6 separate regions of the Homo sapiens genome follow, and regions 1, 2, 3, 5 and 6 are each linked to region 4. Evidence: chromatin loops called from intact Hi-C (ENCODE). Cell type or tissue: A673. All regions are shown on one strand. Region 1 has its middle 9.7 kb from the start of MIR3972. Region 2 overlaps PADI4 (peptidyl arginine deiminase 4). Region 3 overlaps RCC2 (regulator of chromosome condensation 2). Region 4 has its middle 6.2 kb from the start of PADI2. Region 5 overlaps LINC02783 (long intergenic non-protein coding RNA 2783). Region 6 overlaps PADI1 (peptidyl arginine deiminase 1).

Evidence for each region. A loop is a pair of places that touch in the nucleus more often than their neighbours do. Peaks named below come from ENCODE experiments on the same cell type or tissue, not always from the same donor. Only the 100,000 strongest peaks of a DNase experiment are listed, where the experiment ranks them.
Region 1: a loop joins it to region 4, with 4 times the contacts of the local background. A loop is called at or near these places in 9 of 110 quality-filtered maps.
Region 2: it touches region 4 in a loop (10-fold over the local background); 64 of 110 quality-filtered maps call a loop at or near these places.
Region 3: it touches region 4 in a loop (4-fold over the local background); 52 of 110 quality-filtered maps call a loop at or near these places.
Region 5: a loop joins it to region 4, with 3 times the contacts of the local background. A loop is called at or near these places in 8 of 110 quality-filtered maps.
Region 6: a loop joins it to region 4, with 12 times the contacts of the local background. A loop is called at or near these places in 108 of 110 quality-filtered maps.

Annotation. Positions count from the first base shown.
Region 1 is chr1:17,285,117-17,290,116 of GRCh38, forward strand. No RefSeq gene overlaps it. Among named protein-coding and RNA genes, the nearest start is that of MIR3972, 9.7 kb to the left of the region's middle. In A673, no CTCF peak of the experiment used is centred here; a DNase peak (open chromatin) is centred at 2,505.
Region 2 is chr1:17,333,823-17,338,822 of GRCh38, forward strand. PADI4 (peptidyl arginine deiminase 4) reads left to right here. Exons shown (of 16, transcript NM_012387.3): 3 at 121-187; 4 at 2,337-2,404; 5 at 4,216-4,333. Among named protein-coding and RNA genes, the nearest start is that of PADI4, 28 kb to the left of the region's middle. In A673, CTCF peaks have their summits at 2,485 (motif pointing left) and 2,691; a DNase peak (open chromatin) is centred at 2,439.
Region 3 is chr1:17,404,148-17,409,147 of GRCh38, forward strand. It overlaps RCC2 (regulator of chromosome condensation 2), which reads right to left. Exons shown (of 13, transcript NM_018715.4): 13 at 2,613-5,000. The coding sequence ends at 4,943. It also overlaps RCC2-AS1. Among named protein-coding and RNA genes, the nearest start is that of RCC2, 33 kb to the right of the region's middle. In A673, CTCF peaks have their summits at 2,209 (motif pointing left) and 2,410; no DNase peak of the experiment used is centred here.
Region 4 is chr1:17,123,152-17,128,151 of GRCh38, forward strand. No RefSeq gene overlaps it. Among named protein-coding and RNA genes, the nearest start is that of PADI2, 6.2 kb to the left of the region's middle. RefSeq lists a silencer at 2,834-2,923. In A673, a CTCF peak has its summit at 2,762 (motif pointing right); a DNase peak (open chromatin) is centred at 2,790; H3K27ac peaks cover 1,575 bases.
Region 5 is chr1:17,189,826-17,194,825 of GRCh38, forward strand. LINC02783 (long intergenic non-protein coding RNA 2783) reads left to right here. Exons shown (of 4, transcript NR_148993.1): 1 at 1-105; 2 at 3,140-3,340. Among named protein-coding and RNA genes, the nearest start is that of LINC02783, 2.5 kb to the left of the region's middle. RefSeq lists an enhancer at 3,237-3,738. In A673, no CTCF peak of the experiment used is centred here; DNase peaks (open chromatin) are centred at 1,856, 2,756, 3,856 and 4,166; H3K27ac peaks cover 3,028 bases.
Region 6 is chr1:17,234,633-17,239,632 of GRCh38, forward strand. PADI1 (peptidyl arginine deiminase 1) reads left to right here. Exons shown (of 16, transcript NM_013358.3): 12 at 2,682-2,826; 13 at 3,984-4,077. Among named protein-coding and RNA genes, the nearest start is that of PADI3, 12 kb to the right of the region's middle. In A673, CTCF peaks have their summits at 2,605 (motif pointing left) and 2,805; DNase peaks (open chromatin) are centred at 719, 999, 2,569 and 4,939; H3K27ac peaks cover 2,782 bases.

The DNA.
Region 1 (5,000 bases), 160 kb after region 4:
ACCTAACCCCAAGGCGGACGAGAAGCAAAACACAGTTGAACACGGCATCCACCTGTCCACACAGCAAAGGACAGGGTCAGTGCATTACTTTTTGAAGGCTACTATAACAAATTACCATAAACGAAGTGGCTTAAAACAACACAAATGTATTATCTTATGGTTCTGGAGGTCAGAAGTCTGACATGGTGTCATGCTGGACCTCTACTGACTTCAGTAGTAGCTGGGCATGGTGGTACAGGCCTGTAGTCCTAGCTATTCGGGAGGCTGAGGCAGGAAAATTGCTTGAGACTAGGAGTTTGAGGTTACAGTGAGCAAAGATCACACCACTGCACTCCAACCTGGGTGACAGAGTGAGACCCTGTCTCAAAAAAAAGGATAGGGATGGCACCATGTTTGAGAGACCAAAGAAGAGACCAGGAGCCAGTGACCGAGACATAAGGTTTATTGAGGGGACTCATATACGGGGCAGTGCAGTGGTGGTGGGCTGGACAGGGGAACCACCTCTGCTCGTAAAAAGCATGCAGTTAGCCAGGTGCAGTGGCTCACGCCTGTAATGCCAGCACTTTGGGAGGCCAAGGCGGGTGGATCACAAGGTCAGGAATTCGACACCAGCCTGGCCAAGATGGTGAAACCCCGTCTCTACTAAAAATACAAAAATTATCCAGGCGCAGTGACGGGCACCTGTAATCCCAGCTACCCGGGAGGCTGAGGCAGGAGAATTGCTTGAACCCGGGAGGCAGATGTTGCAGTGAGCCAAGATGATGCCACTGCACTCCAGCCTGGGCAACAGAGCAAGACTCCGTCTCAAAAAAAAAAAAAAAAAAAAAGCATGCAGTTTATATAGCATTTTGACTTAGCACTCTCACCCTAATAACCTCCTCCTGGCAATCTTCATTTCACCCATAACAAAGGGCCTCAATCCCCTGTACAGCCTGCATTCTACGAGATAAGTGGTGGGTCCCAATGTTCCTCATAGATAAGAAATGAATCTCCGGGTTGGCACTTTCCATAGCTGGGAATCCCAAATGCACATTCATCAGAGACTGTAAGGTCATTCTCAGGGTATGCTCCAGTTTAGCTATTGCTGGCGGTGCGTCTGCCACACACATGGGTCTCACTGAGCTAAAGTCAACATCTTGGAAGGGCTGGTTCCTTCTGGGCTCTAGGGAAGAATCCTTTTTCTTGCCTTTGCCAGCTCCTAGAGGCTGCCTACACCCCTTGGCTTCTGGGCTTTTCCTCCATCTTCAAGGCCAGCAGCATAGTAACATTTTTGTATCTTCCTCTGATGGATTCTTCTGCTTCCTTCTTCCACTTGTAAGGACCCTTGCGATGACACTGGGCTCATCTGGATAAGCAAGGCTCACCCACCCTCTCTAGGTCAGCTGATGAGTGAACTTCATTCAATCTGCAACCTTCATTCCCTTTTACTAAGAAGGTCATATACTCACGAGTTCTGCAGACTCGAACGTGGAAATCTTTGGAGGACCATTTTTCTGCTGACTACAAGCAACCAGGCCCTGACTGCCGTTTCTGGCCTCCAAGAGTGAGACCATACCCGGTCCCCTCTGAAATCCACAGAGGCAGCAGCAGAAAGATGCAGTCAATGAACCCTCACTCTGGGACTGGTGTTCAGTTCTGGACCCTCCGCTGGGCTGAGATCTGGGATCCCATGGATGCAGGCTGGGTGGCTCCAAAAAGCACTGGAAGCTGCCTCCATCAGGCCTGGGGTCAGGGGTCACCTCCGCTGGCCACTGCCTTCCCAGACAGCTGCCCATGCCACACTGCCTGGTCCCTTCCGGGGCCTGGCTCTCAGGCCTGGAAAGCCCAGGGAGACTAGGATGAGGCTTGGGTTCTCGTAGGGAAATTTCCCTTCACCCTATTGTGGTTCCCCTAACACAGTGGGCAACCTTGACCAGGCCTGAGGATAAGGGAAGATACCCAACCGACTCACCTACTCCCAGCTGGCTGCCTGAAACCCCTCGGAGTTGGACCATCAGATGCTGAACTCGTACTCTCTAGCTGAGCACATAACTTGGGTGAGCCTCAGTTTCCCCCTCCATAAAATGGGCAAAATAACTGCCGCTTCATAGAGCTTGCATGGGGATGAAGTAGGGTAACTCACAAGATATACTTAGTGTCAATAGCACAGTGCATGGTGCATAGTAAGTGCTCAGTAAATGATGACTGCTGTTACATAACATCCCCCAGCCCTTCCTCAAGCATCTGCTGTGTAGAACACTCCTAATCTCCGCGCTTTAATAGATGACAAAGACCCTTTGAGACCCAGAGGTGAAATGAGGGAGGTAGGGACAGGACAGCTGTCTTGGCTACTCTCAGATCATACCCTGCTTGTCTCAGCTGTGTAGGACTGGCCCAGGTGGAGGCTCCTGCCTGGACAAGAAGCTGACAAGAAAGCCTGTCTTTTTTGTGGGGATTTGCAGCTCTGGGTGGCCCTGACTCATGCTTTATTCAGAATTTGGAATAAGTAGCTGCAGGGCTTCCGCAGGCATTGCCCAACTCTGTGGCCTCCTGCGGCTTCCAGCAGCCCAGGAAGGAGGGCCCTGGGTGAGGATGGCTGGAAAGGAATTCTGGATGGCTGGACAGAGTCCATGGGACCTATCACTTCCTACAAAGTCACTGTCATCCCAAGTCCCCTCCAGCATAATGACGGCAAGTGCAAGCATTGTGCCAGCAGGTACTGAATGCTTCCTGAGCACCATCTGATATAGCCCTCACAGCATGCCAGCAGGCAGCTATTACTATTGTTCTCACTTTATAGACAGGGAAACTGAGGCACAGCCACATGAAAGCGCTTGCCCTGGTCACAGAGCTATTAAGTGGGGGAAACAAATTTGAGCCTAGACACGTGACCTCTGTACCCAGTCACACCAGTGGTTCTCAACCCATCTACACATTAGAATCACCTGGAAGGCTCTCATGAAAACCTAGCAGGGCCAGGCCCCCACCATCAGAGATTCTGTCTGGACATTGGGATGTTACACAAAGCAACTCGGTGACTCAGGTGTGTAGCCAGGACACAGCAACACTTTGGAAGGCCAGGCGGGCAGACCACCTGAGGTCAGGAGTTCAAGACCAGCCTGGCCAACATGCTGAAACCCCGTCTTTACTAAAAATACAAAAATTTGGCTGGGCGTGGTGGCTCACGCCTGTAATCCCAGCACTTTGGGAGGCCGAGGTGGGCGGATCACGAGATCAGGAGATCAACACCATCCTGGCTAACATGGTGAAACCCCATCTCTACTAAAAATACAAAAAATTAGCTGGGCGTGGTTGCACGTGCCTGTGGTCCCAGCTACTCTGGAGGCTGAGGCAGGAGAATTGCTTGAACCTGGGAGGCAGAGGTTGCAGTGAGCTGAGATCGTGCCACTGCACTCCAGCCTGGTGATGAAGCGAGATTCCGTCTCAAAAAAAAAAATTAGCTGGGTGTGGTGGCTCGCACCTGTAATCCCAGCTAGTTGGGAGACTGAAGCAGGAGAATCTCTTGAACCAGGGAGGCAGAGGTTGCAGTGAGCCGAGATCGCACCACTGTACTCCAGCTTGGGTGAGACAGAGCAAGATTCCATCTCAAAATAATAATAATAAAGAAAGCTCTGCATGGGGAAAAGCTTAGCATGAAATTTTGGGGTGAGGGATGGGAGCAGGGAGACAAGTCAGAAGGTGGCAGCTAGTTCAGCCGAAGAGAAGCCACCACATTCAATTCACTCTTTGTGGGGAAACCGGAAGGGACGGGCTTACTGGACAGGACGTGGGGAACAGGGAAAAGGCAGGGACAAGAGTCCCTCCCAGAGTTTGAGATTTATTTACTCATTGATTTATTATGAAGTAAATCATTAATACAAGACAAGTTTTTTATAATGTTTCTGAATGACTAAAAGAATAATTATGGAATGAAAACCTGTATACTCTGGCTGGGCGTGGTGGCTCACACCTGTAATCCCAGCACTTTGGGAGGCCAAGGCGGGTGGATCACAAGGTCAGGAGATCGAGATCATCCTGGCTAACGCGGTGAAATCCCATTTCTACTAAAAACACAAAAAATTAGTCGGGCGTGGTGGCTCATGCCTGTAGTCCCAGCTACTCAGGAGGCTGAGGCAGGAGAATGGTGTGAACCCAGGAGGCGGAGCTTGCAGCGAGCTGAGATCGCGCCACTGCACTCCAGCCTGGGTGACAGAGTGAGACTCCATCTAAAAAAACAAAACCAAACAAAAGCCTGGCTACAGCAAAGCTTTGGTAACAAAGCAGGTACGTGTATCCCCCATTTGCCCACCATGATGGGCCAGTGGCCACTCCCCCAGGACTCACAGATGAGTCAAAGCAGTGGGCAAGTTTTTTCGAGGCTTCGGGCAAGAAAAGGGCTGGGATCCCTCTTCCCCCAAGTGCTTCCCCCCAGTTCTGGGCCCCACGCCTGGGTCTCCTGGTTCACAGCATTTTATTGTTATGTTGGTGGTGAGGATTTGAGATGGTTCCTGATAGGATGTCAGGGGGCAAGGGTCTCCTTCCGAGTTCCTGGAAAGGAATGCACACTCAGAAACCCAGGCTGAACGTTGCCGGTGTGGGTGCTTGGTGGATGTGTCTGTCCTGGACCAGCAGATGGAAACTAACTACCGCTCAGCTGGCTCTCTGAAGCAATGCTGTCTTTCAAGAGCTGGAAGCCAGCACCAAAGCTAGCTCCATAGTTTCTTTTTTGAACTCTTCTTGGGTCTTTAAATAAGTCTTGGCATTCTGAGAAACTGCATCTCAATGCCAATTATCTTAACTCAAAACATCTCAATCACAGAAATTATAGCTGCCTTGGGCAGTTTCCAGTGCTCCAGCAAGCAGGGACCTGAGCAGGGCTGGGCAGGGCATCATTCAGAAGTGTTTATGTGACTAACGCTCCCCAGGAGTCTACTGGACAGCTCAATCAGCACATTTACTTACTGGTGTTTTTTTTTTTTTTAATTCCTTTGCCAAATTCCTCTAGGGATTTGAGGCAACAT
Region 2 (5,000 bases), 210 kb after region 4:
ACCAGTTCTTGCCCAACTTTGTCTCCCCAGTGCCCTACCCTGAGCCGGCACATAGGAGGGGGTCCAGTGGGTGTTTGTTGAATGACTAAGAGAAGTCATTAGTGATCTGCTCTCCCATAGGTTCAGATTTCATACTACGGACCCAAGACTCCACCAGTCAAAGCTCTACTCTACCTCACCGGGGTGGGTAAGTGACAACCAGGATCCTAGAGTGCCGTCTCATCCCCTGCCCACCTCCTAATCCCTGCAGGATGTCTCTGTAGGAGAAACTACACCTGGAGCTTACTTTAGACTGAGTAGAGAAAAAGCATGGTTTCTAGCCAGTCAGACATCTGGGAGTTCGAAATATTCCATCCTTAGTCAGTGAACCACAAAGAAATACAATGTGGCAGTGGTGGTGCGGGGAATTTTAATTATATCTTAACATTTTGCTTCTCAAGTTAGGAAGTAGGAACTTGGATTTTCAATATATGCATCTCCATTAATTTTTTTTTTTTTGAGATGGAGTCTCACCCTGTCACCCAGGCTGGAGTGCAATGGCATGATCTCGGCTCACTGCAACCTGCGTCTCCCAGGTTCAAGCGATCCTCCTGCTTCAGCGTCCCTAGTAGCTGGGACTACAGGCGCTTGCCACCACGCCTGGCTAATTTTTGTATTTTTAGTAGAGATGGAGTTTCACCATGTTGGCCAGGCTGGTCTCGAACTTCTGACCTCAGGTGATCTGCCTGCCTCAGGCTCCCAAAGTGCTCGGATTACTGGCATGAACCACTGCGCCAGGCCCTCTATTCCTTTTTGATACCTCAAATATCTATAACAAAAAGTAGATAATGACACTGTCTTATACAAGAATATAGATAGTGTTCCTCAAATTCCATTATTTATATCTCATCTTCACCATTTCTGCCATATCAATGATCCACCTATACTCATATTTATGTAATGTTCTTCTTTAAATAAAATCCATTCTTAAACTTGACCTCATTTTGAACAATAATATCATGATTAGTATCATTATGTGTATTAAACATATAAGTAGCAGCCAGACATGGTGGCTCACACCTGCAATCCCAGCGCTTTGGAAGGCGGAGGCAGGAGGATCGCTTGAGCCCAGGAGTTTGAGACCAGCCTGGGCAACATAGTGAGATCCTGTCTCTACAAAAAATAAAAAAAAACAGCTGAGCATGGTGGCATGTGCCTGTAGTCCCAGCTACTCAAGAGGCTGATGTGGGAGGATTGCTCGAGCCCAGAAGGTCAAGACTACATGATTGTGCCACTGCACTCCAGCCTGGGTGACAGAGTGAGACCCAGTCTCAAAAACTAAAAAATATATATATACACACACATATATATATAATATGTAGCATATAGAATCTTCAGGTTTCATTTCATTAATGCATTTCATTCATTAATGCATATTTAAGTAATAATACTACAGCACTTACTCAATTGCCAGGCACTGTGCTAAGACTTTACATTTAATCCTTACAACAATCCAGTGAAATTGGTATTATTATTATCATCCCATTTTACAGGTGAGGAAACTGAGGCACAAGAGCTAAACAGACTTGTCCAAGGTCATGCAATTGGTTAGTGAAGGAGTCAGGAAGTCCAGGCCACGAAAGGACAATGCTTCCCCGGCCCTAACTAAGACGTGGCTATGAATATGTTTAGAAGGTCATCTGGGTCAGTCTCATGTGGGACAAGGGTCACCATATCATGCTGTGGGGCACACGGATCTATTTTATTGGAATGACCTTGCAGTCATATATTCGGATGAGGGAGGAAGGATTTACAAACAAATGTTTGCTTTCTCAGCCAAGCCATTTGGACAGAGTGGGGGCATGTTCAGGGTTGCAATTTGTCCCCAGATACAGTCACAACACATGTCATGAAGAGCCCGTGGGGCTGGTGTCACCGCTGGGTCCCCCACCCCAAGGTCACTGAGGGCTGGGGCCAGAGTCTTTCGAGAGGCTGGCAGGGTGTGCCTGCAGAGGCTTCACATCGAACCTCTCATTGTGGTGGTTGGGAATTCCTTCCAAAATCCCTGGGGGTGGCCAGACGTGCAGGGTCTGGTGGACATCACAGTTGTGGCCCCGCTGAAGGGGAACAGGTGTGGTCAGAGGCCCCAGCTCTGCTGTCCGAACTGTAGCCAGACTTCCTGGGGGCCGTGGAGGAGGGATGTCTTGAACCTGTGTCTCCTCTGAAGGACGGGAAGAGGGGCTCACACTATGGGTGCACACAGTCCCCTGGGGAAACGACCTGCCCATTCAGGGCCAGGCTGGGTGCCCCAACCCCGGACCCTCACCAACCTCTCCTCTTACTTGATGGGATTTCAGAAATCTCCTTGTGCGCAGACATCACCCGCACCGGCAAAGTGAAGCCAACCAGAGCTGTGAAAGATCAGGTACCACTCACCCAAACGCTCCTTTCCTACTTCTACTGGATTCTCCCCGGGCGCCCCCTTGTGGTGATGGGGCAAATGCTGGCCTGTCCCACGTATTCCGTGTTAACTGTTAAAAAAAGAAAGAAAATTAGCATCACCATTAATATTTTGGCTTATGTATTTCCCATCTATTTTACAAAATCAGAATTTCACCAATTGTGGGTTCAGATGTGTTATCCTACAAACTGGAAACCCTACTGAGTCACCCAGTTAATACACAGCAGAGAGGAAATTCGTGGGCAGGTCTCGACTCTGGCTCAAAAACTCCCTACTCCATGCTCTACAGCTGATATGGGAGAGATTTCTGCAGAGCTGTCTACATGGGGGAATAACAGAGAAAGGAAGAAATGGCAGGGGGAGAGGCGGGAAGGAGCCAGGTGGGGAGAGGGAGGGTGTGTTGTGGAAAGACAGGATGATGGGATGTGCAGAAAGGGCAGGTGAACGCTGTCTTAAACCAGAGTCTGCAGGTAAACCTGAAACCCCAGAGCTGCCTGCACCATTTTATGCTGGTGTGCACTGGGGGCTGTGCCCTGTAAAAAGATGAAGATCCTTTGTGGGGTCAGCAAAAGTGGGAAGACAAATTACAACTCTAGGAGTAGAATCTGTCCCTGTATCCCTCCCGAAATGCAGTCATTTCCCAGGGGCAAACGCTCTCCCGCGAAGGGAGGCGCCATCACTATTAGATCCCTACAGGGTGGGGCTGCTTAATGTGCTTTAATCTCTAGGCAGATATTAACTGGCTGCTAAGAATAGTACCACACTTTGCTGAATGAGTAATTAAGAGTTCACATAATAGTAACTATTTAGATTAGAATATTGACATACATATTTAGCTGCATTTGGTTTGTCAAGCTCAACATTTTATTTATTTATTTATGTATTTATGTATTTATTTATTTATTTATTGAGATGGAGTCATGCTCTGTCTCCCAGGCTGGAGTGCAGGGGCGGTTCACCGCAACCTCCGCCTCCCAGGTTCAAGTGATTCTCCTACCTCAGCCTCCTGAGTAGCTGCAATTACAGGTGCATGCCTCCACGCCCAGCTAATTTTTGTATTTTTAGTAGAGACAGCGTTTCGCCATGTTGGCCAGGCTGGTCTTGAACTCCTGACCTCAGGTGATCTGCCTGCCTCAGCCTCCCAAAGTGCTGGGATTACAGGTGTGAGCCACTGCGCCCAGCCAACATTTCTTAAAAGCTGTTAAAATCCATGTGACTGTCTTGGGCTCCTTTTTTTAAATGGATGAATTGTGTTTTGGGTGAATTTGGTTGTGACTTTTGGAGTAAAAGGCAAAAATCCACTCCTGAGATCAAATAATTAATTGATGTGGAAGCAAGATGTGTAAACTGCACTGGGTTAAAGAAGTGATGGGGGCCGGGCGTGGTGGCTCATGCCTGTAATCCCAGCACTTTGGGAGGCCGAGGAGGATGGATCATGAGGTCAAGAGATTGAGCCATCCTGGCCAACATGGTGAAATCCCATCTCTACTAAAAATACAAAAATTAGCCAGGTGTGGTGGCATGCGCCTATAGTACCAGCTACTCAGGAGGCTGAGGCAGGAGAATCACTTCAACCTGGGGGGTGGAGGTTGCAGTGAGCCAAGATCACGCCACTGCACTCCAGCCTGGCAGCAGAGGGAGACTCCGTCTCAAAAAAATAATAAATAAATAAATAAATTTTAAAAAAGAGGTGATGGGGAGTTGCTATGCCTCTTGCAAGAGTTGGAGGGCTCTATGCTAGTTTCTGAGCATGACTCTTCCCTGCTGGTGTCCAGAGGACCTGGACCTGGGGCCCTTGTGGACAGGGTGCCATCCTGCTGGTGAACTGTGACAGAGACAATCTCGAATCTTCTGCCATGGACTGCGAGGATGATGAAGTGCTTGACAGCGAAGGTAAAGAGCATTTGCTAGCTAACGGGAAGGGCTTTTTATAAAGCCCTTTTGCCCACATAGCCTGAACCTGGTGACGGCCCTCTGAAATAAGGGTTATTGAAAGCATCTTCTTGTTGGCAAATCTGTTTTATAGGTGAAGCAATGGGCAAAGGCCCTCGGGGGTCAAGTGACCTCCCCAAGCTCACGCAGCGGTCAGGGAAGAGCTGAGGCCAGTGCTGTCTCCTGATGCCTCCTACAGGCCCTGGTTTCCATGCCTCACCCTGCTGCCCAACCTAAACGCTCTTAGGTCAAACCTGGAGCCTGAAATCCTTCGAAATGAAAGCTTTTCATTCCCAAACTCATATCAGAGCAGGCCCTGAGACCTCTGCCATAGGCCGGGCACGACTCTGACCACTTTGGAATGATTAACTCATCTGATCTTCCAACACAAACCTTTATAGGTAGGAAAACCAAGGCACGGGGAACTTAAGCAATTTGCCCAAGGTCACAGCACTGACACGTAGCAGACTCGGGGTTTGAACCCCGGACGTCCCAACACCGGAGCAGGTTTAGAGGCATGAGGATGGTGGGGAATGCAGGATCTCTGCAGGCAAACCTCTGGGCTGCTAAGGGGGTGGCTCCGGGGTTGAAGTGAGGAAACATTATCCACCTGCGCTGGAGGAAGGTG
Region 3 (5,000 bases), 280 kb after region 4:
GGGGCGACCCCCATTTCCCTTCCAAAGCCTTGAAGGGGCTGTTCCTGTCTCCCCTTCCCTCCTCCCTGCATCCCTGCCTACTGAGTCCTCCCAGTCTGGAGAGTGGGCTCCATTGCTATTGTCTGGTGTGAACACCAGCTAAGCTGGATCCTGAGACCCTCCAGCTTGACCATCCCGCGTGGCGCTTCCGCAGGTCCCCGCCCTTCAATGTGGGGCTGGGGCAGGTGTTCGGGGCAAAGCAGGGCTGGGTAGGAACCGGCAAGTCCCCTTCCCCATTCGCCATCCTTCCAGCCCTTTTCACTCTTCCCTGGGAGCTTAAGGAGCCGCTTAGTGTGGAGGACATTGGCCAGAAAGGCTGCTGGCTTGACGGGGCAGGACAATAGCAGGAGGCAGCAGCTTTGCAGGTGAGAAAACCCCAGAGCCAAAGGCCGGGCACGGTGGCTCATGCCTGTAATCCTAGCACTTCGGGAGGCTGAGGTAGTGGGAGGAATCACCTGAGTTCAAGAGTTCAAGACCAGTCTGGTCAACATGGTGAAACCTCATCTCTACTAAAAATACAAAGAAATTAGCCGGGTGTGGTGGCCTGTGCCTGTAATCTTAGCTATTCAGGAGGCTGAGGCAGGAGAATTACTTGAACCTGGGAGGAGGAGGTTGCGGGGAGCCAAGATTGTGACACTGCACTCCAGCCTGGGGGACATTAAAAAAAAAAAACCTCCAGAGCCGCCCGTGGGGAGCCTGCCTTCTCTGCCCCCCCGACTTCAGGAGGCTTCTCCCATCCCCCAGCCACAGGCCTGGCAGGCCCCGGCTGCTCTGTATTGGCCACCTACACTGCCCCTGGAAGGGCAGGTGAAGGTCTCCTGGATGTTCTCGAAGCTCTCAAGACAGCCCCTCCAGGGTGGCCACAGGTCACATGGGCTCCCTGTCCTCAGCCAGGGGCAGGCTGGGGGAGCAGGGGAGGCCATCTTTGTTACTAGGATCTTTGTGGTTCCAGGCACAGGTCTTCCTACCCGCCCCACTGTGTCCCTCAGCCAAAGCCATTTTCTCTCTGCACCCCACTTCCCTCTATAACACAGGAATAAAAAACAAACAGCCTTCCCTTCAAGACTGCCTGTGTGGCCGGGCGTGGTGGCTCACGCCTGTAATCCTAGCACTTTGGGAGGCTGAAGCGGGCAGATCACTTGAGGTCAGTTTGAGACCAGCCTGGCCAACATGGTGAAACCCCGTCTCTACTAAAAATACAAAAATTAGCAGGGCGTGGTGGCACTTGCCTGTAATCCCAGCTACTCAGGAGGCCGAGGCAGAATTGCTTGAACCCAGGAGGCAGAGGTTGCAGTAAGCAGAGATCACACCACTGCACTCCAGCCTGGGCGACAGAGCAAAGCTCCATCTCAAAAATACAAGACCGAGCGCGGTGGCTCATGCCTGTAATCCCAGCACTTTGGGAGGCGGCCAAGGTGGGAGGATCACGAGGTCAGGAGTTCGGGACCAGCCTGGACAACATGGTGAAACCCCATCTCTACTAAAAATACAAAAATTAGCCAGGCATGTGGTGGACACCTGTAATCCCAGCTACTCAGGAGGCTGAGGCAGGAGAATCGCTTGAACCCAGGAGGCAGAGGTTGCAGTGAGCTGCGATTATGCCACTGCACTCCAGCCTGGGTGAAAGAAACTCAGTCTCCAAAAAGACTGTCGGAGTGGACTGCAGGAGTCAGGGGCGAGACACACGACACTCAATTTGCAGCATGTGCCCAATACACAACAGCCAGTGTGTCAGCAGGGACGCTGCCCCCAGCAGTGGCTTCCCTGCCCACGGGGGCTCTTCCAGGGCAGGAGCATCTGATGGGAAGCTCCAAGCTGCCAAGGGGGGAGATGGGGAAACACCGTGTTTTACATTTGGACTGTCCTGCAACAGTGCACATGCTCCTTCTGCAGCTAACAGGCCATGGGAGACCGTTTCCTCCTCTCCCAAACTGGGCCAATGCCTGCCAGGAGGGGCTGGTCTGGACACTATTCAGCCAGTCAACACAAGGTGGCCTGCACTCGAGGTTCCAGGGATCCCAGGCATCTTTGCGGCTGCAGGGAGCCGGTGTCCTGTGCAAGGGTCTGGTCTAGGACTCTGCCCGGTATAGACTCAGCAGCAGCCTAGAAGGGAGAGTGTCCGTGATCTCTGAACCTACGACCAGCCTCCTGGTGCCCTCTGGTGGGCAGTTGGCCACAATGCCTGCACAGAGCAGCACTGGCCTGAAGCCACAGCCGGGGCCTGACCAGAGCCCCCTGCTGAAGTCTGGGGAGTGGGTGCACATGCAGTCACCGCGCTGGATGCCTCCCATGACTTATTTTTTTCCTCTCAAAGCCCCAGTGAAAATGCAAAGAACTCCACTTCTGAATTGGACAACTGAGGTACTGACTCTGTCCCACTCCCCTAGCATTTCATGGGGCAGAGTTGGGGGATCCACTCACTTCAACCAGTGCAGTTTAAACCTGGAAGCTCCCCTGGGGCCACATGTCTCCTGGCACCACCTTCTGTGGGTGCCAGGGCTTAGGAGGTACACATATAAGGAGTTAAGAAAAACAGAGCTCCGTTCCAACCGAAAAAGAAATGCAAAATCCAAGACAGTAGACAATGTTGTTGTTTATTTAAAATGTTTACTCCAAGAAATATATATATAAAAAAAATAATAAGACAATTACAGCACTAAACCAGGCACCTTCGACCAAATCACAACCTCCTCTTTGATTCCCCTTCACGCTAAGCCTCTTTCAAATTCTTTTTCCTGAGCTGGAAGACCAGTCAGATGCCCGCAGGGTCAGCGCCAAGCACATTCCCAACCGGGCAACTGTGTACCTTTCTCTAGGAGTGCACGACACCCTTCCCCCACAACTCCTTGTTTTAAAGGATTTAACCCATTAGGAAGCCCATTTTTCAATCTAAGCCAGAAGGAGCTGCGGGACAAGGCAGTCTTCACTTTGAAGGTCCCTTTCCTGCTCCAGTCCCTGGGCTAGGGTTCTAGAAGAGGCTGGCTGCCACGTTTACATGAGGCCACCGAAGATCTAAGTCCAGCTAAGCCCAGGGAGGCTCCTGCAAAGGCTGGGACCTCGGGTGCTGCGTCCTCAACCCTCTCGGTGACCACGGCTCAAAGGAGAGACCTCAAGGGTGCCAGGAGCACAGGTGCCTGGGCTGCATTCCAGGAAAGAGACCTGTCCAGGGAAACGGATCAGGCTGTCGCATGGAAGCTTACGTCAGAGATGGTGGTTTTGGGGTGATTTGGACAAATTAGGTTAGTTTAGCAAAGCTCTGAAGTAGCAGAAGCTTCTCCCCTGGACTACTGATTGAACACAGAACAAGAGATGCGCGTGGCGTCAGACTAAGTCTTAGAGAGATGCAGGCCAGTCTCCTCCCACAGGGCCTTGGGACTGGCAGGACAGACACTGCTACATGCCCTCCAAGGGCAGGAGTCACGGTAAGGAGCGACTGGGGTGGAAAATAGGGAAAAAAGCAACAACAACTACATCATTTTTGGCATTTTAACATGGAGACAGTGACAAGTGGTAACAAAGCAAAAGAAAAAAAAAACTTGAAGAGACCAATATTTAACTTTCCCATCCACCCAAGTCTCACACTTAAGTTCTAGTCCCATCTCCCCCATAAGCACCACTGAACTAAATATCTATTTTAAAGCACCCAAACCAGTCCAGACCCTCTGGAAACCAAGAGCCCCAGCCACAGCTGTCGCCTCTCTTGGGTCCAGGCGAGAGGAGGGTTCCGGGAAAGGCACCTCATAACTCACTCAGCGCAGCACACACGGCGGCGAGCTCGGGCACTTGACGAGGACGCAGGTGGCAGTCACAGCATCCGTGCTGACACGCAAGGAAGGGGACTCTTCGGTAATCCCAACTATTTGGTACCAGAGCCAAGCAAACGTGACTAAAGGGAGCTGGGTCAGCAGAACGGTACCCCGAGTCTCAGCAACAGGACGGCCCGCGCGAGGCAGGATCCAGGCGGGGGGGAGAAAAAGAGACCAAAGCACAAGGCGATCGAGGCTGGCACAGAAAGGGCTGATCCTTCTTGCAAGGACTGGAGAATGCACTTGACTGCTGGCTGGTCCATCTCTTAATTGGCGAGTGCGCGTGACAAGGCTCAGCCCTGGCTCCACAGGGAGCCACCAAGCTGACTCAACTGATACAAATGTTCCCACCTCTGCCCCACCCCCAAGTCCCCATGGTTCCACAATCACCTGATTTTCATTTGGACCTCTTTAACAGCTAAAGTAGATATAAATGGCTAAACACAGATCCCCAATCCCCCACCAGGGGGGACACGGCCGATTCTATAATGTCGCAGCCAGAAGGCTGTGGGCGTACAGGCAGCCAAGGGGAGAAACAGAACCGACACCGGCCTAGGCCCATCTGCAAGAAAAAGCGGAGAAGGAGTGACCCGGATGCTTCCGAAGCACGCGAGCGTGATTTTGGATGGAGGCGGGCCGGTGACTGCCTAGCTGCTGCCGGTTCCTGTAAGGGACATTTTTTCTGAGTAAATGGCGATTCCTCTTCCATGTGGCATCTGCTTGGATCACGATGCTAATTGTAACTGGAAAGGGGTGTTTTGGGGAGTGTATTCAGGAGAGGAAGAAAGAAAAAACTTAAAAAAAAAAAAAACCTAGATTGCTCAAAGTTTCTGCCTCTTTTGTAGGAATGGTAAATCAACTATGAGCAAGTATTTTAATTCAACATTAAGGGAAAAAAAAGGACTTTGGAAAGCATACAGAAAAAAAGGTAGTTAACGTTGGATCATGTGTAAAACGGAACCTCAGGGAGTCTAAACAAAAATGCACCTTCGGTCAACTTTTGCTTTTTTAAATTCCTCGTTTGACTTCCCGTCCCAGTGCACATGGAAATGACAGCTGCCGCGAGAGGTGTGGAGTCGGAGGAGTCTCCGGGAGCATCAGAGGGTTCGGGGGTTGTATTCTGGCAGTTTCTTGATCTTCTCTTTCTCAGTCTCA
Region 4 (5,000 bases):
ACACTTTAGGAAAATCACTCTGGCTGCTGTAGGCAGCTAAATTTGACAGGAATTCTGGCAGGAGACCAGAGAAAGGAAGAGGTCGGGGTCTGGGCCATGGATCCCCAAAGCAATCCTTCTGTGGCCAGGGATCGCCCCAACCCCTGACTCTGCACCATGGGGACCTGCAGTCATACCCTCAAGAGCAGATCCCCATAACCCTGGCCCTGCCTGGCCCCGTCACATTCCCTTTCCCCTGGCAAAGCCCACCCTTTGGTCTCACTCCCTTGAGAAGAGTCTCTGGGATGGGGGCGTTGATTCAGCCTCTGCCTCAGCTCTCGGTCCTGAGAGACATCGTGCTCAGAGGCGGGGAAGGGCTGGGGTGCTCCATTGTTCTAATACTGCGTGAGTTCAGAATGAGGAAGTCATGTCTCTTCTGCGTGCTGCTGTGGCTGTACCCCACTCGGGGGTACATTTATATATGCAGAGAGAGAGATTTATTTTAAGAAATTGGCTCACATGGTTGTGGGGGCTGACAAGCCTGAAATTTGTAGAGCTGGCCAGTCAGAAATGGGAGAAGAATTGATGTTGCGGTCTTGAGTCTGAAATCTACAGGTTGGAAACAGCACGGTTTCTATGTTGCATTCTGGAGGCTGAATTGCCTCCTCTTTGGGAAACCTCAGTCTTTGTTGTTAAGGCCTTCAACTGATTGGATGAGGCCCACCCACATTTTGGAGTGCAATCTACTTTACTCAAAGTCTACTGATTTAAACGTTGATCACATCTGAAAAATATCTTCACAGCAACATCCAGACTGATGTTTGACTGGATGATGGGGTGCCATAGCCTGGCCAAATCGACACAGAAAATTAACCATCACCATGCTGAAAGATGGGCTAAGGCTTTCATTCATTAGGTCACCATTTATGGAGCATTTATTCCCTGCCAGGCACCTGCGCTAAGCACTGTGTGTATGTTATCCCATTGAATCCTTGCTACAACCCCAGAAGTAAGTATTTTTCTTACCCTTATTTTATACATCCAAGGGTAAGATGACTTGTCCGGGCCAGGGTTCTACCCTTAGTCAGTGAAGCAAAGCTAGAAAGGTGAATTCTGGAGAAGATGTAATAAGCCAGTTGTCTGAGGGGCTGCCAGGGGGCCAGAGTAAGCCTGGGAGGTCCTAGACCCATGCTTTCCAACATGTAGCCACTGCCAGACAAGGTTTATGTGGCTAATCTGAACTGACACATGCTGTAGGTGTAAAACAGTGGTCCCCAACCTTTTTGGCACCAGGGACCTGTTTTGTGGAAGACAGGCTTTCCATGGATGGGGGTGGGGATGGTTTCGGGATGATTCAAGCGCATTACATTTCTTGTGCACTTTATTTCTATCATCACATTGTAATACATAAGGAAACAATTTTACAATTCACCGTAATGTAGAATCAGTGGGGGCCCTGAGCTTGTTTTCCTGCAACTAGATGGTCCCATCTGGGGGTGATGGGAGACAGTGACAGGTCATCAGGCATTAGATTCTCATCAGGAGCTCACAGCCTAGATCTCTCACCTGCGCAGTTCACAATAGCATTTGTGCTCCTATGGGAATCTAAAGACAAAACTTCCCTTGCTAGCCCAATGCTCACCTCCTGCGGTGTGCCTGGTTCCCAACAGACCACAGACTGGTAATGGTCCATAGCCTGGGGGTTGGGGACCCCTGGTGTAAAATACAGATTTCAAGGAGTTACAAGGAGAAAAAGATGGTAATTTTAAAAATAATTGACTCCATGTTGGAATGATAATATGGTGAATGTATTTCATTAAATGCAAATGTATTATTAGCTGGATGTGGTGGCTCAAGCCTGTAATCCCAACACTTTGGGAGGCTGAGGAGGGAGGATCACTAACATTCAGGAGTTTGAGATGAGCCTGGGCAACATAGCAAGACCCTGTCTCTACAAAAAAATTTAAAAATTAGCCAGGCATGGTGATGCACCCCCTGTACTCCCAGCTACTTGGGAGGCCAAGGTTGGGGGAATCTCTTGAGCCCACGAGGTTGAGGCTGCAAGTGAGCAGTGACCGTGCCACTGCATGCCAGCTGGGGCGACAGAGCAAGACTCTGTCTCAAACAAACAAACATCAAAAAGCCCAAAGACGTATTGTTAAAGTTAATTGTACCTATTTATTTCAGCTTTTAAAAATGTGGCTACTAGAAAATGTGGTTACCTGTGAGGCACACATTTGTGGTTGCCATCATTTTTATTTTTCTTTCTTCCTTTTTTTTTTTTTTTTTTTTGAGACAGAGTCTTGCCCTGTCACCCAGGCTGGAATGCAGTGGCATGAGCTTTTCTCACTGCAACCTCCGCCTCCTGGGTTTAAGTGATTCTCATGCCTCAGCCTCTGGAGTAGCTGGGACCACAGGCACGCGCCACCATGCCCGGCTGATTTTTGTATTTTTAGTAGAGACAGGGTTTCACCATGTTGGCCAGGCTGGTCTCGAACTCCTGACCTCAAGTAATCTGCCCACCTCGGCCTTCCAAAGTGCTGGGATTACAGGCGTGAGCCACTACGCCCGGCTGGTTTGCATCATTTTTCTATGGGTGGTGCAGATCCAGACGCCTCTAAATGGTTAGGCAGGGACTTGTTCATGATTTTTCTGGGTCGAGCCTGGGTACAGCTGGGCACAGTAGATAAATATTTGGTGAAGAGAGTGGAATTGCTTCAGAGTTCCCAGAGGGCAGCAGTGGGGTTAATAGCAAGAGTTAAAACAGGGAACACGCGAAGGCCGCAAGAGGCGGAGACCACAAGGTGGCGCCAGATCCCCATCTTGGAAGCAGGGAGGCGGCGCTGGCCGGCCTGAGCCCGAGAGATCAGAATGCCTCCGCCTCTGTCCCACCCTGCTCAGCACCTTCCTTTAGCTTTTGGGACCCTCTTTTTCCTGGTGGTTTGGGTCAGAATTCAGGGGCCACCTTTGTGTGAGGTCAGTGGCAGGTCCCTTAGAGTGGGAACTTCTCGCTGGACAAAGGGGCGACTGAAGCTCAGAGAAGGATGAGAGGGGCCCAGAGAGGGGCAGTGACCGGCCGAAGGGCGCAGAGCCAGTTGGTAAAAGAGGGAGGTCTTTTGTGTCTCATCCTTCAGGCCTGTCCTGTTACCTCAGTGCCTTTGTCCTGTGAGCCTGGGTCGTTGATTCGTTTTAAAAATCACTTGATAAACAAATCACAGAGTCAGGTGCTGTGCGGGTGGGAGTGGGGACACAGGTCCATCCTTATGAGCAACCTAGCAGGAGCAAAAAACATGCACGGATGCTCACAAACACATGCACACACACAACATGCACACACGCACATACACGTGCACACACACACGCACGCATGCACACACATGCACACACACACACCCTTGTGTAGGAAGAACATCACGCAGTCATTTACAACCACATTGGAAGAAGGCGCTATAATCATTTCTGCCATACCCCATGATGTGGTCACATTTTCCATCTCGAGAATCAGTCCACCTGGATTGACATCCTAGCCCTTCCTGGCTTAGGAGACCTTGGACAAGTCATCTCACTTGAGTCTCAGTTTTCTCATCTGTGAAATGGGGGTTAATCATGGCACCTCCTTCCCAGGTGGTTGTGAGGTTTAAACAAGATAATGGGCTGGGCGCAGTGGCTCACGCCTGTAATCCCAGCACTTTGGGAGGCCGAGGTGGGCGGATCATGAGGTGAGGAGATCGAGACCATCCTGGCTAACACGGTGAAACCCCGTCTCTACTAAAAATACAAAAAAAAATTAGCTGAGCGTGGTGGCGGGCGCCGGTAGTCCCAGCTACTAGGGAGGCTGAGGCAGGAGAATGGTGTGAACCCGGGAGCCTGCAGTGAGCCAAGATCATGCCACTGCACTCCAGCCTGGGCAACAGAGCGAGACTCTGTCTCAAAAAAAAAAAAAAAAAAGATAGTAGGCTGGGTACGGTGGCTTATGTCTGTAATCTCACTATTTTGGGAGGTCGAGGCGGAGGCAGGCAGATCGCTTGAGCTCAGGAGTTGGAGGCCAGCGTGGGCAATATGGTGAAACCCCGTCTCTACCAAAAATGCAAAAAAATTAACCAGGCGTGTTGGCGTGTGCCTGTGGTCCCAGCTACTCCGGAGGCTGAGGTGGGAAGATTGCTTGAGCCTGGGAGGTAGAGGTTGCAGTGAGCCGAGGTCGGCCACTGCACTCCAGCCTGGGTGACAGAGTGAGACCCTGTCTCAAAAAAAAAAAAAAAAAGGATCTCCTTTGGTTTTCAAAAATTATTATTCCACTTACTGTCATTTCAAATTCAACAATCCCACTTTAGCTTTGAGTTCAAGTTAAAAATCTTCTCTTAAGGACAAATTCCACTTTTTTCTTTTATTTGCTAGAGATGGGGTCTCACTATGTTGCCCAGGCTGGTCTTGAACTCCTAGGCTCAAGCAATCCTCCCACCTCAGCCTCCCAAAGTGCTGGGATTACAGGCATGAGCCACTGTGCCTGGCCTATATGATTCCACTTCAATGAGGTACCTACAATAGTCAGATTCACAGGGACAGAAAGTAGAAAGGAGGTTGCCCTGGGGGCTGAAGAGAGAGGGGAATGGCAAATTGTCGTTTAGTGGGCGTAGAATTCTAGTTTTGCAAGATGAAAAGAGTCTTGGAGATTGGCTGCATTTAACAATGTGAACGTACCTAACACTCTGCTGAACTGAACACTTACAAATAGCTTACATGGCACATTGTATGGTATGTATATTTTACCACGATTAAAAATTTAAGAAAAAATTTAGGAAAAGTATTCTTTTAAAATATAACAACTTTAGTGGGCCAGGCATGGTGGCTCATGCCTGTAATCCCAGCAGTTTGGGAGGCCGAGGCAGGTGGATCACCTGAGGTCAGGAGTTCAAGACCAGCCTGGCCAATATGGTGAAACTCTGTCTCTACTAAAAATACAAAAATTAGCTGGGCATGGTGGCGCATGACTGTAATCCCAGCTACTTGGGAGGCTGAGGCAG
Region 5 (5,000 bases), 67 kb after region 4:
AGAATAAGCATGAAATAAAGGTGGCTGTTAAGGGGTCAGCTCCCCTCACCAAAGTCACTTTTGATTTACTTACAAAAGTTTTCTTAAGATTTCTTCAGAACCCAGGTAAGGTGAAAAGCAAGGGTTTCCCTATGCTTATTTTCTGGGCTGGGTTTTTAAATCCTTTGCAGTGAGTACTGCTTTTAGAAGATTCCTTGACTCCATCAGCTGAATGCGTGCTCATCTGCTGATCCCTCCCTTGGTTTCCGCCCTGTTTTGGGGAATGTTAGGCTGGACCCACCAGGATGTGGTCAAATTCTTGGCCCTGGAATCCAGTTCCTGGTGCTCAGTGTGGGTAAGTCAGACCCAGCCAGGAGGGCGGAGGCTTTGGTCGGGAGTGGGGGTGGGGCCAGGCTGGCGAATGCTCTGGAAAGCTGGGTCCAGTTTAGAAATCTTCACCTCTCCTGGGAAAACTTGTCATGTCAGGCACAGCCAGACTTCCCCTCCCACCCCTCAGGCTGCCAGCCCTGATGGGGACTCAGGGGGCTGTGAGTGGCATGGGGACAGAGGCCAACACATTGGAGTGAAGTGGCCATGCTGAGGCCACAGGCGGTGGGCAGGCATGAAAGCCGGGCCCAGGACATGGAAGAAGCCCATGGCCAATCGGTGCATGAATGATGGGGGGCACCTTGGCAGGCTCGGGGGGCATCGTGTCCTGGAGTCTGAAAACAGGCACAAAAGGGCAGTGCACAGGGTGCCGGGCAGGGCATGAGCCCTGCATTCTAGCCTGGGGCCTGTTCCTAGCTCACCCAGTGCCACCCAGCTCCTTTCTCCGTTCTCTGCTCTTGTGGCCCATGTGTCATTAAGGGCCCAACAGCTCTGACATTCTCTGTAGCTTATCTAGGAAGGAGGCACTGTGAACACCTGGGAGCAGGTAGGCAGTGGGGCCTGGCCTTGGGGAGCCGAGTGACCACAGGGAAGCAAGGGGTGTGCTGGACAGAGGGGCCTGACACCCAGTCCCTTCCTCACGCTGCTGCTACACTGTCACCTCCCAGGAAGGCTCCTGACCCCGGATGGACCCAGAGCCCATGGTCCTGGGGGGACCTCTCTATGTTCATCATCTGAGACACCAAAATAGATGCCCCTTTATCAACTAAGATGGACCCCAAGGTTAAGGAAACAAAAGTTACCTACAGGCAGAAGGTTCAAGGCCTGGTTGGCATGGCAACTCTCTAAATTCCCACCACTGCAAGAATAACCACACCTGGCCGGGCACGGTGGCTCATGCCTGTAATCCCAGCACTTTGGGAGATCAAGGTGGGTAGATCACTTGAGGTCAGGAGTTCGAGACCAGCCCAGCCAGTCTTTACTAAAAATATAAAACTTAGCTGGGTGGTGGTGGTGCGTGCCTGTCATCCCAGCTACTCGGGAGGCTGAGGCAGGAGAATCGCTTGAAACTGGGAGCTGGAGTTTGCAGTGAGCCAAGATTGTGCCACTGCACTCCAGCCTGGGCAACAGAGTGAGTGAGACTACTTCTCAAAAATAACCACACCCAGCTGGGCGTGGTGGCTCATGCCTGTTATCCCAGCACTTTGGGAGGCTAAGGCGGGCTGATCACGAGGTCAGGAGATCGGGACCATCTTGGCTAACATGGTGAAACCCCGTCTCTACTAAAAATACAAAAAAAATTAGCTGGGCGCTGTGGCGGGCGCCTGTAGTCCCAGCTACTCAGAAGGCTGAGGCAGGAGAATGGCATGAACCCAGGAGGCGGAGCTTGCAGTGAGCCGAGATCGGGCCACTGCACTGGAGCCTGGGCGATAGTGTGAGACTCTGTCTCGGGAAAAAAAAAAAAATTACCACACCCTTGCTAAACTCTTAATAATAGGAACTGTCAGGCAAATCGTCACATCCTTCATGACTTGGATTTACAACCAAGACCACTACAGCTCTGACTGGATGGAGGAACTGCCTGACAAACATTTTTTCTTCTTCTTCTTCTTCTTTCTCCTCCTCCTCCTCCGTCTTCTTCTTCTTCTTCTTCTTCTTCTTCTTCTTCTTCTTCTTCTTCTTCTTCTTCTTCTTCTTCTTCTTCTTCTTCTTCCTCTTCTTCTTGTTCTTCTTCTTCTTCCTCTTCCTCTTCCTCCTCTTCCTCTTCCTCCTCTTCTTCTTCTTGTCCCTCTTCCTTCTCCTTTTTCTTCTTCTTCTTCTTTTTGAGACAGAGTCTCACTCTGCTGCCCAGGGCTGCTGTGCAGTGGCGTGAACATGGCTCACTGCATCCTCGACCTTCCAGGCTCATGTGATACTTCCACCTCAGCCTCCCGAGTAGCTGGGATTAGGCATGCACCACCATGCCTGGCTAATTTTTTTTATCTCTTGTAGAGACAGGGTTTCACCATGTTATTCAGTCTGGTCTCGAACTCCTGGGCTCAAGCAATCCACCTGCCTTGGCCTCCCAAAGTGCTGGGATTACAGGCATGAGCCACTGCGCCTGGCCTCAAACATTCTCTTCTGATACGCAACTGCAGACCTTAAGCCATTTCAGCAGCTTATAGAGTCTGCAAACAAGCTGTCTTTGTGTCCTGCACCTTTTGCTATAAAGAACGAAATTCCACCTCATTTTAGTACTAGAACCCTAGCCCAAAGTGAAAGTGGGGTCTGCTTTACACTACGTGTGTGAAAGTGGGGCGTGCATTACACTACGTGTGCCTGTGTGCATACACTCCCCTCCCTTCATAAATATGGATAGCCTTTCCCGCAAACCTGCTGAATATGTATGACTCTATTGCGTCATATGGGCTCCATGAGGCACAAAACCCAACCTGCCCTTTTCCTCTCCCAAGAGAGAGCACGTCCAGAACACGCCAGAGACTGTCTCTTCCTGGTTTGCAAACTCATACCACTAGTAAAGCTCCTTTCTGCTATTTAGCTATCCTGGTGGTCTTTTGGGCAACATGCTTATCTGGGAAGAGCTGTCTTGTAATCTCTGTGTCTGCATCAGACTCTGCCAGCCCTAGATTGGGAGCTCTGAGATGACATAGGCTGCGTCCCACCCCAGCAGCAGCATGCAAGGTTGGGGACACATGTGAGGGTGTGTGGTGCAGCCCTGAACAGCCTCAGGCAGACTCCCTGTATTCTTGTTCCCAACCTCCTCCCTCCCTAGGTCAAAAGGCTGTGGCAGGAGGCCAGGCAGATCACAGCGTCCATGCCTAGATGCTCCCTGACCCCCAGGAACCAGAAGTGCTGTCTCCTGAAGGCTCTGGAAACCCGGAATCAGCCTACGAGGCACCAGGGCCACCTTGGAGGGTGGAAATGAGGACCTCAGGCCCCAGAGGGCATGCAGGCGAGGTGAAGTTCAGGAGAGGTAAGCCTAAGGACCCTCAGAGCTATCACACTATGCCCTCCACCCAAATGATGCAGACAGGAAAACTGTGGCCTAGACCGGACCACCACGGCCAAAAAGGATCTTTGTCTTGTCTTGTCCCACAGCCAGGAAGTGTCCCCCTCTTCCCGGCCTGCTGTATCCCAGGACACAGGGCGTAAGTGTGGAGGAGGAAGGGCTGCAGGGTGAGGCAGCCCACACTTTGGCTCAGGACAGGGATGGGACCGGGACATATGGGAAAATAGTCTGGGGGTCCTGGGTAATGGCAGGAGCATGAGCTCAGGGTCGGGTGGCTGTCCTGGATGACCTGTGGGACTCTCTTCCTCTCCAAGCCACGCTTTCCTCAACTGTCCCTTCCTTGTGGGATGCAAGAGGCCACGGCGAGCGAAGGCATGTGCCAAGAGCTGCCACTCAATGTGAGTCAGCGTGCTGGTCCTCCCTCCTTTTCTCCAGGGGGCCTAGGACTTTTGGGGGGAGCCTGAGGACATGCTTCGCTGATGTCACTGTGTGGAGTGTACAAATGGCCACCCTGCTGCTCGTTGGTTCTATATGGGCATCCAGGCTGGAGAGCAGGGGGTGGGGAGATGGAGATGCCACCAGCAGGGGACTGGTTCCTAGAAGAGAGGGCGAGTTTGGGTGGTCCCAGAGGTGTTCTTCCCAGAAAAGAGAGCAGGAGGCAGGAGGTGGGCATGGAGAATGTGGAGGGGGGCATTGACAGTGTTCTCCACCACCCATCAGATAAGACCTGGAGCCTCATTACCAAAGACTTAATGAGATTCGCTTTGTTTTCTTATGAGCCAGGCAAGGTGCCAGGGGAAGCGGCTTCCAGCCCCAGGCTCTGCAGCTGGCTGCTGTGTGACCCAGAGCCAGGCACCACACCTCTCTGGGCCTTAGACTCCTTATCCATGAGCTTCCTGCCTGCACCCTAACATTCAGTGTCATTGGCCGAGTTACCCAATGGCTCCCAGCCTCAGTTTCTTCATCTGCACATTAGGGATAAGTACAGCCATCCACCTGGGAGGTGTCAAGGGGGTGTGGCCGCAGCACCCAGCCCATGCACAAGTTCAGTGATCATTACCTGTCTCCCCCAGCCCTGCCTGAGTGCCAGGATCAGCAGGCTTGGGAAGGGGGAGCCCCCAGGGATGTGGAAAGTGGAGAGGGAGCACATGGGCTCTGGGGCCTCGGGGCTCCTGGGCTCTGTTCTGCCTGTCTGGGAGCTGTCTCCTGCTCTCCCTTGCAGTGTCTCTGTCTCTCTTCGTTCTGTTCCTCCCTCTGTCCTTCAGTTTTTCCCTCTCCATCTCAGTCTCTGGTTGTCTCAGTCTCTCTTTGCACCTCACTGTCTCTGCCTTTCTCTGCATCTCTCTTCCTTTCCTGGGCTCTCTCTCTCTCTTTCATCCCTGTTTTGGGCTTTCTCTGTCTGTGTCTCTCTGTTTTTCAGTCTGCTTCTTTCTGTCTCCGTTCATTTCTCTGTATGTCTTTGTCCCCTGCACTCCCATTCTCCTCCCATGCTGTCCTCTCTGGGGGCTCCTCTGGCTTCACTGGGCCACAGGCCCAGGCTGGGGTGTGAAGAAGCAGGAGCTCCCCCGTCAGATGACGCTAGGTGCCCCAGTCAGGGCAGTGGGGGCCAGACAAAGAGCTCTGC
Region 6 (5,000 bases), 110 kb after region 4:
GTTACGTGCATTCTTTCATACATTCATTTACCAGTTCAGTAAATATTTATGGAGACTTCCTATAGGCCAAGCCCAAAGTCTAATGCTGGGGATACAGAAATGGCTGAGGAGCTTGCCCTTGAGATTTAGAGTCTAATGAGGGAGACAGGCAAGCAATGGATCAGAGAGGGGATCACATATCATCCCACGTGCGTTGTCCTAGAAGGCTTCCTAGGGGCAGCCAACGATATTGACGCTTCTTTGCGAGGCCAAGGTGGGTGGATCACCTGAGGCCAGGAGTTTGGGACCAGCCTGGCCAACATGGTGAAACCTCGTCTCTGCTAAAAATACTAAAATTAGCTGGGCCTGATGGTGCACGCCCATGGTCCCAGCTACTTGGGAGGCTGAGGTAGGAGAATTGCTTGAATCCAGGAGGCAGAGGTTGCGCTGAGCTAAGATCAAGCCACTGCACTCCAGCCTAGGTGACAGAGCAATACTCCGTCTAAACAAACAAATAAATGAAGGAAAGAAGGAAGGGAGGGAGGGAGGGAGGAAGGGAAGGAAGGAAGGAAGGAAAGAAGGAAGGAAGGGAGGGAGGGAGGAAGGGAAGGAAGGAAGGGAGGGAGGGAGGGAGAGTGGGAGGGAGGAAGGGAAGGAAGGAAGGAAGGAAGGAAGGAAGGAGGGAAGGAAGGAAGGAGGCAAAGTAGTGTGGAGTGGACCATGTTGCAGGCAGAGGGAAGCGCTCAGGCAGAAGCCTGGAAGCCAGAGAAGGTACAGCTCAAAGGAAAAGTCGAAAAAACTCGGTATGGGTGGCATGTAGATGGGCAGGGATGGACCGGTAGGACCTCAGGCAGGAGGGGGCTCTGCGGGTCCAGCTGGGGACAGAGTTCAGGGAGAAACCATTCTGTTCAGATGCCTCATGGGGCAGTTCTCTCCTCCAGGATCCTTGGGACCTGGGCTCAGGAGCAGAGAGCTCAGAGGATGCAGGCTCAGGGGCGGAGAGCCGGAGGATGTAGGCTCAGGGGCAGAGAGCTCGGAGGATGCAGGCTCAGGGGCAGAGAGCTCAGAGGATGCAGACTCAGGAAGGGGAGGGGCTCCTTGGTGTTCTCCAAGGACTTTGCTCCCTTCTCTGTCCCAGGCTCCTGCCCCAGTCTCTATATCACACTGCAACACATGGACATCCTTACCTGTCTGCTCCCACAAGCCTCACGAGCCAGTGAGCCAAGCCAGGAACCTTCTCTCAAGGGTGCAGGGGTCTGCTCTGGGAACTCCCAGGCACAGAGCAAGGACCCCACATGGGAAAGTGAGGGGTCTCCTGTGTGGACGTGTCCCCATTCCATTGGCTGTTGGACTGAAAACCAGGAATGAGGCCTTTGGTGGATAGATAGGACCTGAGGTTTGAAAAGGGTTGGCTACGTATTAGGACCACATAGCAAGTTAGCAGTACGGTCAGAACCCAGGTCTCCTTCTACCTGGGCTCCAAACTCAAATTTAGCACCTCAGGCTGCTGTCCAGTGACCCTGCCTTGGTTTCTGACCTTAGCAATGGACAAACCAGACAACCAAACATTCCAGCAGAGAGAAACAGACAATAAGTGAACAAAACAAATAAGTACCTCCAATCATATGTATGAATATAGTATGAATGCATGAACAAATGCATATAACTTTAATTTTCTGGGACTCAACTCCCTCACCTGTAAAATGGGGACAGTAATAGTCCCAACCCCACAGGGCTGTCATAAGGATTAAATGAGGTAGCCTGGGTAAAGCATGTGTGTGGCACATGTCAATAAATGTTTGTCTCAGCTTTGCTGAGAGTCTGCTGTTTAAACAAAGCCTTGAAGGAAAAGAGGCAGTTAGGCCAAGCACAGTGGCCCTCACTTGTAGTCCCAGTGCTGTGGGAGGCCGAGGTGGGGGGGTCGCTTGAATCCAGGAGTTTAAGACTAGCCTGGGTGGCATGGCGAAACCCACCTCTACAAAAATTACAAAAATTAGCCGTGCGTGGTGGCACATACCTGTTGTCCAAGCTACTCAGGAGGCTGAGGTGGGAGGATCACTTGAGCACGGGAGGTTGAGGCTGCAGTGAGCCATGCACTCCAGCCTCTAGGCTGGGCAACAGAGTGAGTGAGACCTTGTCTCAAAAAAAAATTAAAAAAGAGAGAGAGAAAGAAAGAAAAAAAGAAAGGAAGGAAGGAAGAGGAAGAAAGAGAAAAGAAGGAAAGAAAGAAGAGGCAGTTAAAGATGTGGCTACTTAGGAGAATATTCCAGGGTGTAGAAACAGCTGTGCAAAGGCCCTGAGGCAAGAGCAGGCTGGAGACAGCAGATCAGCAGGGAGGCTGGTGGGCCTGGAGCCAAGTGAGCAAGGAGGGGCGCAGTGGGGAGTGAGGCCAGAGAGCTTGGCCGAGCACGCTTCAGATGTAACTTGGAGCTGGTATTTCTATGTATATCATAGGGTCATCAGGAGGCTTAAACAAGACACTTACTGCGAGGACCCTAAGGACAGCACACAGTAGGTGCTCAAATGCACACACAAATGCACAGTCCATTCTCTGCTGTCTTGGCTTCTCCACGCTCTACGCCCCACGTTTAAAGCGTTCTTTGAGCAATTCCGCCCCCTGGTGGCAGATCTGATGATGACTCAGGCAAGGCCTGATGCCTCTCAGGCACAAGGTGACTGCCCGCCCTCTCCCTCCTGGCCAGGTCCGGTGGGCGGCAGATGGCCAGGGCAGTGCGGAACTTCCTGAAGGCACAGCAGGTGCAGGCACCCGTGGAGCTCTACTCGGACTGGCTCTCTGTGGGCCATGTGGACGAGTTTCTGACCTTTGTGCCTACCTCTGACCAAAAGGTGCGTCCCCTCCTTCCCTGCCTGAGCCACCTCTGCCCTTGTCTGACCTGATGGGATGAGTCAGGGCAAAGCCATCTGGAACCAGCTCAACCCTGTGCCCCGAGTAAGCTCTGGATTGGGACATTTTCTGGGTCAGGGCACCCTGACACGCTCATCCTCACACTTCCAGGGTATTTGTGCTTGGACCCAAATCCCTTATCCAATAGTCAGGAATGATATTGATAATAATTGGTAATATTTATTGAGCACCTACTATGTGCCAGATACTCACATGTTTTAATTCATTTAATCCTCCAACAAGCCCGTCAAGTGGGTGCAATTATTATTGTCCCATTTTACAAGCGAGGAAATTGAGGCTCAGAAGGGCAATTAACCCATCCAAGCTCACCCAGCCTGCAGGTGTCAGGATAGGATTCAAATCCGGGTTCTGGGCCTCTACAGTAAGCCTTGCAGAGGTGGCTTGGGAAGGCATGGCCAGGGAGCCAGCAGCCTGGGAGAGGAGGCTTCCCAGTGACCAGTGGTTACAGCTCTGCTAGGGACAGCTCTGACAGTGAAGGAGGAGACATCTGAATTGGGTATTTTGTTTGTTTTTTGTTTGTTTGTTTTTCGAGACAGAATCTTGCTCTGTTGCCCAGGCTGGAGTGCAATAGCGCGATCTTGGCTCACTACAACCTTCACCTGCTGGGTTCAAGCGATTCTCCTGCCTCAGCCTCCCAAGTAGCTGGGATTACACCACCATGCCCAGCTAATTTTTTGTATTTTAAGTAGAGACAGGGTTTCACCATGTTGGCCAGGCTGGTCTCAAACTCCTGACTGCAGGTGATCTGCCCACCTTGGCCTCCCAAAGTGCTGGGATTACAGGCGTGAGCCACGACACCCAGCCCTGAATTGGGCCTTGAAGGAAGAAATCAGAATGCCCTGGTGGGCAAAATGCGAAGGGCGTCCAGGGAGGGAGAACAGCACAGACAAAGTTCTGGAGGTGGGAACCTGCTTGGAGGACTGGGAGAGTTGCAGACAGTGCTTTGTGGCTGGGGTGTAGACCGAGTGGGAGAGGGGAGTCCCAAGAACTGTCAGGCCCCTCCTGAGTCCTGAGTCTGGGGTCTCCTGTGTCTAAGGGGACCCTGTCCACTGAGCCATTCTCCCTCCCTCCGTGCCAGGGCTTCCGGCTGCTCCTGGCTAGCCCCAGCGCTTGCCTCAAACTCTTCCAAGAGAAGAAAGAAGAGGGTTATGGGGAGGCAGCCCAGTTTGATGGTGAGTGCCAATGACCCGGTCACCCCTGGGGGACCCTGCCCTTTCATCACCATCCTTGGGTACAGCCCCTGCACCTGCAGATCTCTCAGCTGGACTCAGAACCCAACACCCACTCTCTGTTTCTTGGGTCCCCAGGTCCTCTGATGGGTGGGGGAGTTCCTGGGCCACACCCCAGGAGAGGAAAGGCACAGGAAGTCATGAGTGCCCCAGGTGCCGGTCAATGCCAGGCATGTTCTTGTTCTCACTCCCCTTTGATCTCTCTCCCCTCTTCCTTATCCCTGTTCACAGAAGTGGAAACTGAGGCTCAGAAAGGTGAATTGGCTTGGACAGGGCTATGCAGCCAGGGAGCAGCAGGGCTGGGGCCTTGAGAGAGGAAGGAGGAGAAGCCAGGCTTGGTCAGGGCCCCTCTGCAGAGCTTCCTGCAGGAGCTAACAGACCCTCCAAGGGCTTGGTTGGCCCATCTCCCCTCCTTATCACAGCCTCAGTGTTCTCATCTGGGGAATACCTGGGGAATAGAGCATTGGAATGGATGTGGTGCAGACATCCACAAGGATAGCCCTGAGTTCAAATCCTGATCTTGGCATTTGCTGGCTGTGGTATCAAGGGTGTGTTCTGAACCTCTCAGTGCCTCAGTTTCCTCTTCTCTGAGTTGTAGATGATAATTAATCCCTCCTATAGTTGCTTTAAATATTAATAATACATTAAGTAGGATGCCCAGAGCATGGCAGACATTCAATAATGGTAGCTGTGCCATAATTATTAGGCTCCAAGTCCAGAGTCACTTCCTGAGGGGTTCCTTATCCATCACCAGGTTTTCCTTGCAGCCATGGCTTGGTCCCTTCAGGGGTTCTCAGTCTCTGGCTTTCTCTGTCCTGGCTTCTGACCCTGGCACTGAGGTAGGAGGGAAATCCTGGCCTGGATTA